Linked DNA regions of Mus musculus: region 1 is linked to region 2. Evidence: chromatin loops called from intact Hi-C (ENCODE). Cell type or tissue: left cerebral cortex. All regions are shown on one strand. Links, peaks and the distances in the headings refer to the core of each region. The heading gives the core; the rest is flanking DNA.

The links. Peaks named below come from ENCODE experiments on the same cell type or tissue, not always from the same donor. Only the 100,000 strongest peaks of a DNase experiment are listed, where the experiment ranks them.
Region 1: a loop joins it to region 2, with 6 times the contacts of the local background. A loop is called at or near these places in 2 of 42 quality-filtered maps.

What each region holds. Positions count from the first base shown.
Region 1 is chr8:24,110,677-24,118,442 of GRCm38, forward strand. No RefSeq gene overlaps it. Among named protein-coding and RNA genes, the nearest start is that of Gm51564, 69 kb to the left of the region's middle. In left cerebral cortex, for the core only: no CTCF peak of the experiment used is centred there; a DNase peak (open chromatin) is centred at 3,874; H3K27ac peaks cover 112 bases.
Region 2 is chr8:24,211,187-24,218,952 of GRCm38, forward strand. No RefSeq gene overlaps it. Among named protein-coding and RNA genes, the nearest start is that of Gm30633, 170 kb to the right of the region's middle. In left cerebral cortex, for the core only: no CTCF peak of the experiment used is centred there; DNase peaks (open chromatin) are centred at 3,311, 4,552, 4,706 and 5,690; H3K27ac peaks cover 4,732 bases.

The sequences.
Region 1 (7,766 bases), core at 1,235-6,234, 100 kb before region 2:
CTGTTGTCTGCTCTCTCCTGGGAGCATCGGCAGCCATTCTTGGATTCGTACGTCTCCTCCCTGGACTCGCTAATAAATCTCTTTTATGAGATTTGCTGCCTGGTGTAACTCTTACTAGAAGAAGACAAGAAGCAGTGAAGAGAAGAAGAGAAGGAGCTGAGCTGAGGCTCCTGCCCTCCTCAGCGCAGCTGGGCATAGCCTCCCTTGGGAGCTGCAATGCCTCTGCTGAGGAGACTTCCTCTCAGAGCTATGTGGTTCCTGAGCTTCCGTGCCTCAGGATAACTTTCCATTGGGACACTGTCCAACCTCAGAGCTATATGATGCCTGGGCCTCCGAGTCCAGGGCACCTTCACATCCGAGCACAAAGGCCAACAATACCATCATAATTCAACTGAAGAGGCAGTTGAAAATCTTTTTCTTACCTATGTATTTGACAGAGTTATTTTCTAGACGAAATTAAAAAATCCAAAACTAAACATCAAGGAACAAAACCAACAAAATTGATACATGGGTTATAACAGAAAACACAGAGTATATATAACACATGGGCAAAACCGTTCTCAAAGATGAAACACAAACCGATGAGAAACATTAAGTTTTTTCAACATCTTTTACCATCAGAGAAATGCAAATTGAAAGCACATTGAGATTTCATCTTACCCTAGTAAGAATGGCTAAAACGAAAGACAATAAATGCTGGTGTGGGTTTAGGGACAGGGGAACACTAACTCTCTGCAGGTAATAGTACAATCAGCACAGCCAGTATGGAAATCCGTATGGAGCTTCCTCACAAAGCTATAAATAGACCCACCACATAATCTGGTTATAACACTCTTGGGCATATCCCCAAAAGACTCTCCATTTCTCCATAGCTATACCTACTCATTCATATTCATTGCTGTCCTATTCACAACTGCCAGGAAACAGAAGCCGCCAAGATGTCCATTAACTCATGAATGGTTAATGAAAATGTGGTAGATGGACGCAATGGAATTAGATTCCGCTGTTAAGAAAAAAGAAATTATGAAATTCACAGGTAAATGGATGGAGCCAGGAATAATCATTTTGAGTGACATAACCTAGACCTAAAAAGACAAAGGTTGAATGTTTTCCCATATGGGTGCTCTCTCTCTCTCTCTCTCTCTCTCTCTCTCTCTCTCTCTCTCTCTCTGTCTCTGTCTCTCTCTCTCATTGAGTTGCTTGTGGCTTTCAGGGCTTTAAACTTTGGGATTGTCATCATAGTGACAGTGATATTCAGGACTTAGGACTTTGGGTCTTTCGGGACATTAGCATTCAGGATGTGGAACGGATACTGACGCTATTAAGAATCCTGTGCATCTAGGACAGCCTCCTGAAGGGTATCTAGTCAGTCAAGAAGACAGCTGACCGTTGACCTGCAGTGCTTTGCTACATCATGTGTTTTGACATTTTGAGGTGCTGGTAGGTGGACACAAGGCCAGAAATTGGGCCTTTATAACCAACATTAACCTCAAATCAAGGTAATGGTATCCATTGTGAAGAGGGTTCATGATGGTTCATTAGGAAAATCCAAGCATTGTCCCAGGGATCAAGTCAAAGACTACCTGACAGGGATCATGGGGCTCAAGGAGAAATTTTCAATCTGAAATTTTCCTATTTCCAGCCTCTACTCCTTCTTCAATCCAATCTTTTAATATCTACAGCATGCTATAATGATTACAGAAGAAGATAAATGATGGGTGATGACAATATATGAACCTGATAATAGAAAGAAATTAATCAATAGTCAAGGATTCTGTTAGAAGGCTTGTATTGTGAAAGCTGAATCCTAGAGAAGAGATTACATATACTACTGCCTAATACATTTGTTAGATAAAACCCTGAGGGGCTGTCTTTGAACTTTTCCCTATTTTATCAAGGTCCTCCCTGTCCTGTGATCTTCCCAAGTCCTCCTGTGATGTCCAGTCTGCCTCAGTTAGTACTGGTGAGGTTGTTTCCCGATCCTGTCCTGCCAATACTTTCTCTGAGTTCAGACCTGCATTTTTGTGATGATCCTTTTACTACACAGAGCTTACTAAGGAGGTCATAGTTCCTCTTATGAACTGGAAAAGCATACGACCTACGTCCATCGTTCCTATGGTCATCATGTGCTGGATTCAGGAATGACTCTCAGAGCTAGTAAAGATGGTTCATTGGTTCAGAGAGCTGGATGCTCTTCCAGAGGACCGGGGTTCAATTCCCAGCACCAACATGGCAGCTCACAACTGTCTGTAACTCGAGTTTCCGGGGAATCTTAATACCCTCACGCAGACATGATTGCAGACAAAAGGCAAGCGCAGCTAAAAGAAAATGAAAAATAAAGTCTTTAAATGGAGAAATTACTCTCCAGCATTTGAAGTGAACAGGAGCATGCTATAGTCAAAGTAACACCCCAACCTCTCCAAAACTTACTCTAAACACGGTTCTGAGGATAAACGTGGCTATACAAGAACTTCCTTTCCCTGCTTTGCTTTCCAAATCAGTAGGAGTAGCACAGTCCCTGATGCTCAATTTGTAAAGATTCAGTGAATCTGTATGTTACAGTGAATAATATCACAATCAGACCCCGAGCCCCCTGAAGCTGTTAAGCCTCGATATATATGTTTTTAATATTAGTTGATGTGGATTTAATATAAACCAAGTATCCCAGTTAATTAAATGTGTTGCTAGGAAAAATTTCAAAGCTTAATTCAAAGTCATATTCAAAGGCCTTGGGTGCCATTTTAATATCACTGGAGTATTGTTGGTTCATCTTGGATGAGTAATAAGGACTGAGAGTAGACAGTGAATAGTTGCGGTTTTTCTCATTTCCTCAAACCATCTACTTACTGAACAACATCAACTCTTTAAAACATCTTCCTTATATCCCCTTCCCCCTCCCCCCCCCCCCCCCCCGCGCCTTCCTTCGGAATCTAAACAAAACCACACATTATACTATTATAAAGCACAGGAGGGTGGCAGCAGTTTGCAGCAGTTTAGTATGTATTTCATAAAGAGCTGTAAGAGATGGGTTTGAACGCCCTAAATGCAAAGGAGCAATCGATGCTAGAGGCAATGGAGGGGCTGGTTGTTCTGCTTCCATGGTTACACGATGCATGCACGCATTAAATAGCACACGTGCAATTATTCTGTCAAATCCGGAGTTAAAAAGAGGCTAAGTGTGGTGTCACATGTCTTCAGCAGGAGGGTAGAAACCATTTGGCACTGGACATAAAGCTAAACAACTTGATAATTGCCCTGCTAGGTTTTGGTCTGGCTTTAGTCCAGTGTTTCCCCCCCCACTGTGTCCCAATTCCTTCACTTCAGAATGGTGATGTAAATTCTGTGCTGTTAAGGGTTGGAATCATACAGTTTTTCCCCCCTTTGGCTTTACGGGGGTTATAATTAAGAGATTTCATTGAGTGCCAGTATAAACTTTGAACACTGAACTGTAAACTTTGGGGACATCTGAAGTTGGACTCAATATATTATAGTATATAATAGCTTCATGCTGTTATCAAAGACTATAAAAGCCATGGAGTGGAATGGGGCAATTTGAGTGAGATGAGATGACCCCCACATTGTCAGACATTTTAATACTTGTTCCCCAGTTGGTGGTGCTGTTTGGGGAGGCTCAGGAGGTATATAACCTTGCTGAAGAAAATTTGTCACTAGGGAGTCAGCTTTGAGGTTTCAAAAATGACTCCATTCCAAGTTTGCGCTCTCCATTACTTGATTGCTGTTTGAGGCATGCGCTCCTGAGTGCTCCTGCTGCCCTGCTCCCCTGTTGTTATGGTGATGGGATTCCAGTCCTTCTTGAATCACAAACCCCCAATAACCCTTTTCTTCTATAAGTTGCCTTGGTTATCTCAGAACCCGTAACAGAGATCTATAATTATAACAGACTCTGAAACATAGCTTTTGAAATCCTGGCAGAAAAAAAATCCTGTATTCCGTCATCAGACCGCATTTTTTAATTTAGGAGAAAAAAAAAAGAGTTTTCATACAATCTATTTTGGTCATATTTTCCAGTTCCCCAACTTTTCCCAGATCCTCTCCACTCAAGCAGAGATCATGCTCTGTGTTTTTAAAATAAAAATAAACAATCAATCCCTACCCCACAAAATCACAAAAATGGAAATCCAGAGTGAGGGGAAAAGCCCAAACAAATCAAAATGAGACAAAAAGCCTATAGACATGTCATTGTGTTCATTTTGTGTTGGTCAACCACTTCTGGGCATGAAGCCTCCCCTAAATGTGGCTGATCTACCCAACAGGAGAACCTTGGAGAAAGCTGACTTCTCCTTTGCCAGGTGGAATCCCTTATAGGGAGCTTCTCACCCAGGGATGAGAGCTTGTGTCTCCTTCCTTCTCCCAATGCACCTTGTTTGGCTTAAACCACTGCAGCCTTATGTGTTTTTCCCCCAGTCTCTGTAAGCTCATAGGTGCACCAGTCTTGTATCCCTTAGATACCATTTACTTCCAATCATCCATCACCTCTGGCTTTTACAATCTTTTTGCCTCTTCTTCATGGATCTCTAAGCTGGAGAGGAGGCATTTGATGAAGACATCCCATTTAGCACTGAGTCTCCCAAAGTCTCTTACTCTCCTCACATTTTCTGTTTATGTGTCTCTGTGTTAGTTCCCATCTACTGCAATAGAAGCTTCTCTCATGAGGGCTGATACAGGCAGTGATCTATATGGGAATAGCAGTGTGCCATTTTATTGTTGTTTCTTTATAGTATTAGGTTTTCCCTAGACTATGACCTATCTAGTCCCAGATTCTTGGCTTTATTAACAATGTCAAATATGGATTCCATTTCACGAAGTAGACCGAATCACACAGGATGCTTTCTAATATGGTAAATGATAGTTAATAGAAGTGAATCTTCTCGTTAGATACCAGCTAAACGTCTCCATTTTTGATGATGTAAGTGTTGCCTTTGGCATCAGGACATCATGAACACATTGTAGACATCAACCAACAACCTTGGCAATCACCTATGATGCTTGGGGATCTCTGTAGGGTCTCTTTGTCCAAGAGTCAACGAGATATATAACCCACTCCTGACACTGGAGGCTTGACTTTTTTGGCATGTCTAGATGTGGCACCGTTTTCCCTATTACTTGGTGACTGTGTTTAGAAATCTTTCACATGTATACCTATTTTAGGAAGCTTCTATAGCAGTAGGTTTCCATCAAACAGGGTTTAGTGTTAGTTGTGCCTCTCTCTTGATACTCTCTCCTCTGTGCTCCTCTTCCATCCCCCTCCCTGCTCAACCCTTCCATTCTAGTTTACCCTTTGTCTCTTCACAAAAAGTACATTGTATTTTCTGATTCCCTGGACATCTTTTCCATCCCCAACCCCCCGTCCCTTATTAGGTACCTAACCTCTGTGATGTTTATTCAGACTGTATCAGTATCAAAGATATAAAGTCCAGAATTTACATATAAGAGAAAAATATACTAATTGCCCTTTTGTGTCTGGGTTACCTCACTCAAGAAGTACTTATTTCTAGTTCTATCTATTTACCTTAGAATTTCATGATTTTATTTTTTTCTTAGCAGCTAAATGATATTCCATTGTGTAAATGTAACACATTTCCATCATCTATTCATCAGTTCATGGACATTTAGGCTTTAGTGAAGAGAATCCATGAACATGGATGAGAAGTATCTTTGTAGTAGGATGCTGAGTCCTATGTTTAAGAGTGGCTATTATAGCTGGATTTTGAGGTTGATCATTTCACAGCTTACGGAGGTCACAGGTCATAGTGACAATACAACTTCGGATTCCCACCAGCAATGAATAGTGTCCCATTTTGTCCACATCCTTGCCAGTATGAGGTGCCATTTGCTTTTTTGATCTTGGCTATTTCTACGGGGTATAAGACAAAGTCTCAAAATAGATTTAATTTTCATTTGCATGATGACTAAGGATGATGCCCTTGTTTCTTGGCCATTTGTGTTTCATCTTCTGTGAATTCTCTGCTTAGTTCTGTGCCCCATTTTAAAACTGGGTTATTTGTTTTTATGATGGTTGGGAGTTTTTTGTATATTTTAGAAACTAATCTTTTATCTGAGGCATAAATAAAAAGGTTTTCTCTTATCCCGTTCTGAAGCCTGCTCCATTCCCCCAAATGATGGTGGGCTTTGCGGGGCCGAAGCTTCCCAGTGTCATGAGGTCCCACTTATTAATTGTTGGTCTTAGTGCTGGGCTAGGAGTGTTCTGTTCAGAAAGTCCTTTCCTGTGCCAAGGAGTTTAAATCTACTCTGTTTTCTCTTCTGTCAGATTCAGGTTCTCTGGTCTTATGTTGAGATCTTTGATGCATTTGGAACTGAGTTTTGTGCAGGGTGATAAATATGGATCTATTTGCACTCTTCTTCATGGAGCCCCCCAACTGCACCAGCAGTATTTTTTTGAAGATGCTGTCTTTCTCCAGTGTGCATTTTGAACTTCTTTGTCAAAACTCAGGTGACTGTATGTTTGTGGACTTATATCTAAACCTTTAATTCAATTAGATCAATGTGTCTGTTTTTATGACAATAACATGTTATTTTTATTACTATAACTCTACAGGGAAACTTGAAGTCAGGGATGGAGATACTGCTAGAATTTCTTCTATTATCTAGGATTGTTTTAGCTATGTTTTTTTTTTTTTTTTGGGCGGGGGTGGTGTTTGTTTGTTGCTATATAAAGTTGAAGATTATTTTTGCAGTTTCTGTGGAGAATTTGTGCTGAAACTTTGATGGAGATTGCATTTAATTTGTTGATTGATTTTTGTAGGATGGCCACTTTCACAATAATAATCCTACCGATCCATGAGTTGGATCATCCATCTTTTAGTGTCTTCTAGTGTCTTCTTCAATTTCTTTCTTCTGTGTCTTAAAGTTTTTGTTATACAAGTCTTTCACTTATTTGGTTAGACATATCCCAAGGTATTTTTGAGGCTATTGTGAAAGGTACTGTCTCCCTGACTTTTTGTCAGTCTGCTTGTCAGTGGTATATAGAAAGACCATTGATTTTTATGTGTTTTATATCATGCCACAATGCTGAAAGTGTTTATCAGCTGTAGAAGTTTTCCAATGTATTTTTACTGGTCTTGTATGTATAGAATATTCATATCTGCAAATATTGGAAAAGCAAGGATGCTTTGACATCTTCCTTTTCCTGTTTGTATCCCTTTGATCTCCTTCAGTTGACTTTTAAAAATTATTTATTGATTTATTTATGTCTGAGCTTGTGTGTGTGTGTGTGCGTGTGTATGTGCCCCTGTGTGTGAGTTTATGTGCACCACATGTGTGCAGAAGCCCTTGAAGGCCAGAGAAAGGTATGATATCAGATCCCTTGGAGCTGGAGATCTAGATGGTAATGAGCTATTATGTGGGTGCTGGGAACTGAATTGGGGTCCACCGTTCCTTCAGTTGTCTTATTGATGTAGCTAAGACCTCAAGTGTTCTATTGAATAGATATGGAGAGAGTAGACATCCTTGTCTTATTCCTGAATTTTGTTGAGGTATTTTCATTTCTCTCCATTTAGATTGATGTCAACTGTGGGATTCCTCTAAGTTGCCTTTATTTTGGTGAGGTATGTACGCTGTATCCCTAGTCTCTCCAAGAGTTTTATCCTGAAGGAATGTTGGGCTTTGCCAATGGCCTTTTCTGCATCTAACGAGATGATCATATGGCCTTTGTCTTTCAGTCTGTTTATGTAGTGAATTATGTTTAGTGATTTACCCATGTTGAACCATTCTTGCTTCTCTGGTTT
Region 2 (7,766 bases), core at 1,838-6,837:
CCTGGAGAGAGGCTATAGTTGAAAATACAGCCCAGTTGCAGCAGAAGAGCCCAGCATTTTGAAAATACCAGTAACTGGGACAACCAGCAGCTGTAAAGTGAAGCCATATCCTTGAAGACAAGCTGTGGGTGCTACCAAGGCCAGAGCTGGAGACGTGACTCATGCTTCCTAAAGGAGCCCAGAAAATTGTGACTGAATTTCAGATATTGCTCATTGAATTATTTACAGTTAGAATTTGGTTTTGCTTTGTGCAGTTTGTGACTGTGCCCTGGTTGTTCTTCCCTCTTGAGGTAAACTCTTTAACTTATTTTTTATTTTACAGGAGCCCATAGTTGAGATTTGTTTGTTTGTTTGTTTGTTGTTTTGGGTTTTGGCAGGTTTTTATTATTTATTTATTTGTTTATTTATTTATTTATTTATTTATTTATTTATTTTGGTTTTTCAAGACATGATTTCTCTGTCTTCTCAGAGCCTTGGCTGTCCTAAACTCATTTTGTAGACCAGACTGACCTTGAACTCAGAGATCCACTTGCCTCTGCCTCCTGAGTGCTGGGATTAAAGGCATGTGTCACCATGCCCGACTGAGACTAGATATTTTTATTAAAGATTTAAAGTGTTTGAATTTGTAAGGCTATGGGGCATTTTAAGTTTGTAAAATGTTTTATATTGTTATATCTTTATCAATATGTGATGTTGAGGATGAACAAGAAAAGGAAAAATGTGGCTTAACGGTGATGTGTCTGTGTGTCAAGCTGGCAAGGGGTCAGTTGTACTGGACAGTTTTACATCAACTGAATATACACTAAAGTCATCTGAAATGAGGGACTCTCAACTGAGAAAATGCCTCAGTCAGATCCAGCTCTAGGCAAGCCTGTAGGACATTTTCTTAATTAGTGATTGGGGAGGTGTATAGTGCCATCCCTGGGCTGGTAGTCTTGAGTTCTATAATAAGCAGGCTGAATAATCTACGAAAAACAAGCCAGTAAGCAGCATCCTCCATTGCCTCTGCATCAACTCCTGCCTTTGGGTCCCTGCCCTGTCTGTGAGTTCCTGCCTTGGCTTCCTTCAGTGATAGACTACAATGTGGAAGTGTAAGCCAAATAAACCTTTTCCACCCTCAACTTGCTTTTGGTTGTGGTGTTTCATCACAGCACTGGAAACTGTAGTTCAGACAGGCAGGACTAGAGGGACACTGGTTGGAGGAGGAAGAGAAGAACATGGCACTTGCCCAGTGTCAGGCCACCTGTCTTTAGGACAAGCTGCCATCTATTACAAAACCTGAGGGATAAACACATGTTATTTCACACAACAGATCCCTGGGAATGCTCATGTAACATTCCTTGTGAGCTGCTCAGGGATGGCCTAAGTGTATTAATCTACACACCTTCATCTTATAAATGGGTGTAACTCTCCCTATTTTGAAGATTAAAAAAAAAAATCTACAGAGAAAAAGCTGCATACCGTGTAACTCAGAGGATCTGGAACCACAACAGGAATCAGGCCATGTGCCTGTTTACTTCATAGCTACTGGCTCAGATCTGGGCCATGACTAAAGATATGAGTCTCCCTTCTCCCTCCCTTCTTTTCTTTTTGCATGACTCATTTCAACCTGCCCTAAAAATTGGGTTTTTACATTTTCTTTACAAGAGTGTTCAGGGCCACTTGGATCATCAATAAACTGTGAAATTGTACAAATGGACACAATGATGTGTTGATGCAAGACTCATATTCTAACAGCCCAAATGCATTTTTTTTGATCCTTCACTTGGGGCATGGCCATGTGTCTTGTATGGTAAGCAGTGTACCATAAAACAATGGCATTTGTCCAGAAGCCGACCAACATGTAGTTCAGCTGACAGCATGGCAGAACTATTTTAGAAGATGAGCCACAGCTGAGATTTTTCTTATGAATAATATTTCTTTCTTTGCTTCAAAATCCTAAAGAATGTGGGTGTGGTTCTTCCTAGAAACTTTAGAAAGCTGAATTTCTAGGAGACCCATGGGGGGAGGGCCGTTCAACACCTCAGTTGTTCACACCTGAGACCTAAGGAACCCAAAATATAAACCTGTGCATGGGTCTTGGAGAATAGGGGACACATAGGATACAAAGGTGATGGATGGAACAAGAGAGTCAAAGATGCTTGGTGCCATCTTACAAAGATGTAAGAGTGGTCTTTATACAGTCTACTCATGCCCAAACGGAATAGAAGATTTAAGAATGACTGATGGTAAACAGGGTTTATGAAATGTGGCACCCTGCTCTCTTATTGTCCGGAATGAAGTAGCAATAAAAAATCTCCCACACCAGCTGTAATGTTATTATGGGAAATTGTAGGGAGATGATTTCTGCTGCCCATTTTAGGAGGTTCTGATGGTGGTAACTCTGGTGGTCATTGGGACCCCCAAGCATTTACAATATCATTTCATTCTGGAACTACCCTTTTTATTGCAACCTGGTGCAGAAGGTATTAATCTTAGGTCTTTCTAAAAATATAGATAGAGTTGGGGGACTTAGAAAGAATTATTCTCTGAAGCCACAATAGTAGCCAATAATGGAATAATTAGTATCTAGGTACAGCCCATTTAACGTCTTTATGTAACAAACTAACAAAGAAATGCTTGGAGCATAGGAAGTGGACATGGATTGGAAAAGGGGGTGGGGTGGAGTGGGGTGGCAGCAGCTTTTTTCTGACACTGCTGATTTGGATAACGGCTTGCACATGCTGGAGATCAATGTGGAGTCCTCTGTGCATGTGAAGGAGAGAGCGTGTTAAGCCTTTGACACGCCATATCACCCAACTGTGCCCACGAAAGGCACAATGGGATCCTCATAGAGTCCTACTCACATAATGAGCCACTCAGCAAAGTCTTTTCTTTACTGCACCCCTGCTTCTGTGTTCCCCAGATACATCTTCAGGTGGGTGTCAACCCAAGCCAGAGGAACTTTGTTCAAACCCAGCAACAAGAGCAGAGAGCTTCTCTAAGTGGAGAATCCCAGGATGGTGGTGGCCAGATGCACACTGAACCCAAATCTGCTCAGAACAGCAGGCCAGGTGAGCCAGAGGCAGGGATCAAAGCAAAGTCTTTGGAATCAGAAAACCAAGGTCAAGCAAATGAGGACTGGGGCAACACAGACAGGCAACATATGTAGCTGTCCTAAATACAGCTTGGTGGGTGGGATTGTCTCTGCCAGCCTAGGCAGCATGCTTAACGTGTGGGTTCTATATAAAAGAACAGACGTGGCTAGCCTTTCTGCTCTATGATGTTTTATGCTCGCCAGCTAGAGCATTCTATCCCCTTCTTTGTAAAGCCTTTTCCCCAAGCCACTAGCTGCTCATATGGAAGCTGTGCTGATACATCTGTCTGTTCCCTAGGCATTAGCACAGCCCACGTGGCTCTGGCTCTGTGCCCCATCTCCCCATTGCTCAGATCCAGTTTTGTTTTCTCCTGTTTTCACTGGGATACATTGTATCATCTGTAGAGGCAGTTGTATGTGTAAGAGGGCATCTTCCCAGGACAAGAGATACTTGCTTTAGCCTTAGTTTGAAAGAAAGGAGTATTGCTCAAAGTTACCTTTGTTTGTTTGTTCATTTATCTTTTGTTTTGTTTTGATTTGTGTTCTGACTATTGTCTCTTAAATCAACCCAGCTGGAGCCTTTCAATTGTCCGTGTTTCAAGACCATCCATAAAAGACAAGTCTTCTAGTTTTTTGGTAGGTTGCTGAGTTCCAGCTACTGGGAGTCATTGATTAGAGAATGAACCACAGAAGGATGGGATAGAAGTCAAGGGACCTCTCTTCCCTCTGTTTGGGAAGTCTATGGAAATGTGTTGGCATCTGCTCCTTCCAAGCAACCCCTCTTCTGGTCCAGTGGCTACAGGAAGTCTTGGCATGAACCTAGCTTCCCCTAGTAAGACCATCTTCATCCAGATGCTCTCTGGTCATAAAGTTGTGGGTTGTTTCCTCCTCTAGAGTCTCTGGATTCCAACACAATCCTCTCTCTGAGAGTTTCAGGTCCTCCAATTATCTTTATAACTATGTTTCTGTTGGCTGGAATTTGGAGTATGCAGGTGTGTGTGTGTGTGTGTGTGTGTGTGTGTGTGTGTGTGTGTACATGTGCACATGAATAGACACAAGACACAGACAATAGATACAACAGGGGTAGGAAAGGAGAAAGAGACAAAAGATTACAGAGAACTGGGTTGGATCTCAGAGTTGCAGGCATCACAGGACAGATAAGAGTGAATACCTCCAGGCTCCAAATGTGGCAGCCACTAGCCTCACTGCCATGGAGCCCAGACCTAGTCCAGCCCGTTACCAGAAAGGAGGTTATTCTGGGTCACCTTCCTTTCATCGAGTCATCTAGAAATGACTTATTTTCAGGCATCTTTGTTAAGATTCAAATGCTGTCATAAAATATCTTCATCACAATAAAAATGCAAAGTGCAGAGCTGTGGTTCTGCACCATGTCACAGAGGGACGCAGAGACATCATTCAAATGTGTTTGGGCCAGTTACTGCACATGCGCTTGCAGGCTGATGGGAAGTTAAAAATAGCACACTCCATTAACAGGGAGAAAAAAGAAAAGAGTCTTCTCCAACTAAGTAAGTGCCTTCTCTTTGTCCTTATTTTATAGACACAAGCCCCCTCCAGATTCTGAGCAAACTTGCATTTTGATTTTCAGCAAGTGTTTGGACCTAGCAGCACACAGCTGCAATGTGAGGCAACCCGGGAAACCGCAAAGACACAAACAGAGCTAGAAGCAGCAGAGAATGAGGCAGCCTTCCCTCCCCCGGACAGCCTGCCATCTCCTTATGATCTTTAAAGATCATATCTATCACGTATCTTTAAGAGGGTGTATTGCCCGGGCTCTCTGGGGTCACAGAGGAGTTTTAATATAAGGATATATGGCAGTATTGGGAAGCAGTAGTAACTGAAACACGTTGTGGTAAGTTCAAGTTGTTAATGATTTGGATTCTGTTTTTAAAATGAGAGCATCTCATTTATATTACAAATGGGGAGCTCAGATCCACACACCCCCTCCCCAGAAGCAAGAGATGTGTTCAGATTTACTCTCTCTCTAGAGGTCTTTAACTCTGGCTTGGGATAGTACTAGACCAACAGAGGCAGGTCTAAGAACTTCAACTGAAGGGACAAGCCCTGGGGATTATGAATTCCAGTTTATCCTGGACAGGTTCAAGGGATGGAAAGGTCATATACTTATATAGTCTGTCTGAAGTTATTTCCTTATCAGGCAATTGGAAATAAAATCATAAACTATAAACTACATCATAAGGTACTAAAATGAGTTCATGTACACACACACACACACACACACACACACACACACACAAATATGTTCCCATGTCAGGAGAGCAAAGAGATATAATCAAACTCTGAGGGTTACATAATAAAATTTGATCATTTTAGGCTAAACACAGTCTGAATTGCTGCCATGTTAGCCCCAAAAATCTATCTTAGAGAGTCCCTACGTGATGAACCTGGCTGTGTTTCAACAGAACTATATCAAAGGCTGGCTCCAGCTTGAGGCCCTTAACTGCCAGGCCTGGGTCAGGGCTCCCACTGTATTCAGCCACCACCACCCCCCTTCTCAACCACCTCTTTTCTGGGTACAGGACTTGTGAGTCAGCCCAGGCCTTATTTTTGGAGCACCAGCTTTTTAAAGCCAAACATAGCTCACTGGAGGGGTTTAAAATACATAGTCATCTGCACAGAGGGGAGGAAAGCTCACAGTACATTTGTAACCAGAGTCACAGCTATCTTCTTGGTGAGTGTGTGTGTGTGTGTGTGTGTGTGTGTGTGTGTGTGCCCGCGCACACGCGCACGTATTTTGGCTCATAACCTATATAGAAATGACACAGGAGAGAGAACGTAGCCGTGGATTTCACTGAACTGTGATATAAGGCTAGGTAGCACCAGAAGCAACACTTCTGCCTCCACCTCTAACTTCTTACCACCCACTCACATTGATTTTTCCCTTGTCACTCTAAGATTATGAAGAAGTTTTGGCAGATCGAGGTGGAAACAGTTGGTGACCTTCCCTCACAGACCTGGCTGTTTGAAGACTTGAAGTCTGCCACGGGTTAGATCTTGTATGTTCCCCAAAGTCCTGAGTGCCCAAGGCTTAGTCCCCAAGCTGGTAGACCAGGAGGTGGTAGAGATATTTGATGTTAATGATGGGTGGACAGTCTTTGGATCACTGAAGGTATGGTCGACCTTGAGGGGAATAGCACACCCTGACTCCCTCTTCATGTTGTCTCTTCTTCCTGGCCAAGAGATGAGAGGGGGTTTCTCCAGTGTGTGCACCTGCCTTGATCAACCACTTCTACACAGCCCCAAAGCATGGGTTAACCTCTGAACTCTTTAGAAGGTTGAACCTCTAAACAGAGAACCTTTTCTCTTTATAAGGTGATGGTCTCGGTCATTTCTTATAGTAACTAAAACCTGACTTACACACAGAGCTACACGTTGAGCATCATCCTGGACATTTAACACGAGGGGGCAAAGGTCATGGACGAACCAGAACATCCATGTGCAATATTTGGTTCATACGTTTTGACCTTTCAAAAATAGTCAAACGAGCTCATTTGCTGCTGTGTTTAACAAACTCAACCAATGTCCTCATGTCCTCAGCCTGAGGAAAGGGACATTCAAGAGTGCCCCAGCTTGCCCTCAGAGTGTACCATGTCTGTCTTGTCCACGCCGGGCCTATTGTTTCACCAGGTCCTTGCCCGAGTGTCATGGAGTCAGTCTTCTTCAAGGAGAGTGACTGCTGGAAGCCGTGTCTGTTAATTTAAACTGAGGAGCAATTTGAATATTCTGGGATGGCTGGGAGACACACAAAACATCTCTGGTGAGTTCTAAAGTCGGGCAGTACTGAATGGATCATCTCTCAGGCCATTGTTTGGTTAATCTGTGAGGAAGCTAGAATTAGTCTTCCTCAGGAGAAAATAATATGAATTTGTACGCAGATTTGAGTATGTTCGCCTTCACGGTGTGCACTGGGGTCACCTTGAGACACAGGAGTCAACATCTACGACAGGCTTGAAAAGAAGGACGCACATGGCCTGGACAGCAACTTCGTCTTGACCTCATAAAGAAGCTGTGCCCTGGGATCAGAGCAACTGTGTTAAAATGCTGAAGACCATGCTTTGGCTCACAGAATAAAGAGCTTAACCATAAACTGCACTCTTACATGGACCACATGATCTTGCTGTAAGAAAAAAAAAAAAAAAACCAACTAGCTCCAGGATGGGCTTGATCCCTGGAGAAAAGTTCAGAGCTGCTTAAGAAAGTACTTTCCTGTCTCAAGGAGCCAGACATTGAGCGTCGTCTTGGACATCAAACACAAGAGTGCAAAGGTCGTGGAGAAGCCAAAACGTCCATCTGCAATATTTGGTTCAAAGGCTTTGCCCTCTCAAAAACAGTCAGCTACCACCATAGAAATTGTAAGAAATGAGTCCTGATGGAAAGTCTACACAGAGAGCGCACATGAATGAACTAAGGTCACTGTCGCCGTGAGCAGGTTGACACAAAGTAATACAGTCTCTTTGCTCTCTGCTCTGACCTCCTATGATGAATGGCTGTGAAATCAGTCCCCAAAAAGAAGCTTGCCCTTACACAGGCTGGTCTCCAGAGATGTGCACCAAGTAAACTTTTATTCGTCCTAAGTTTCCAAGTCTGCAGAGCTCTGTTACTGGCAACTGGAAATGGACTAAGACATACATGACTAACACAACACCCATAC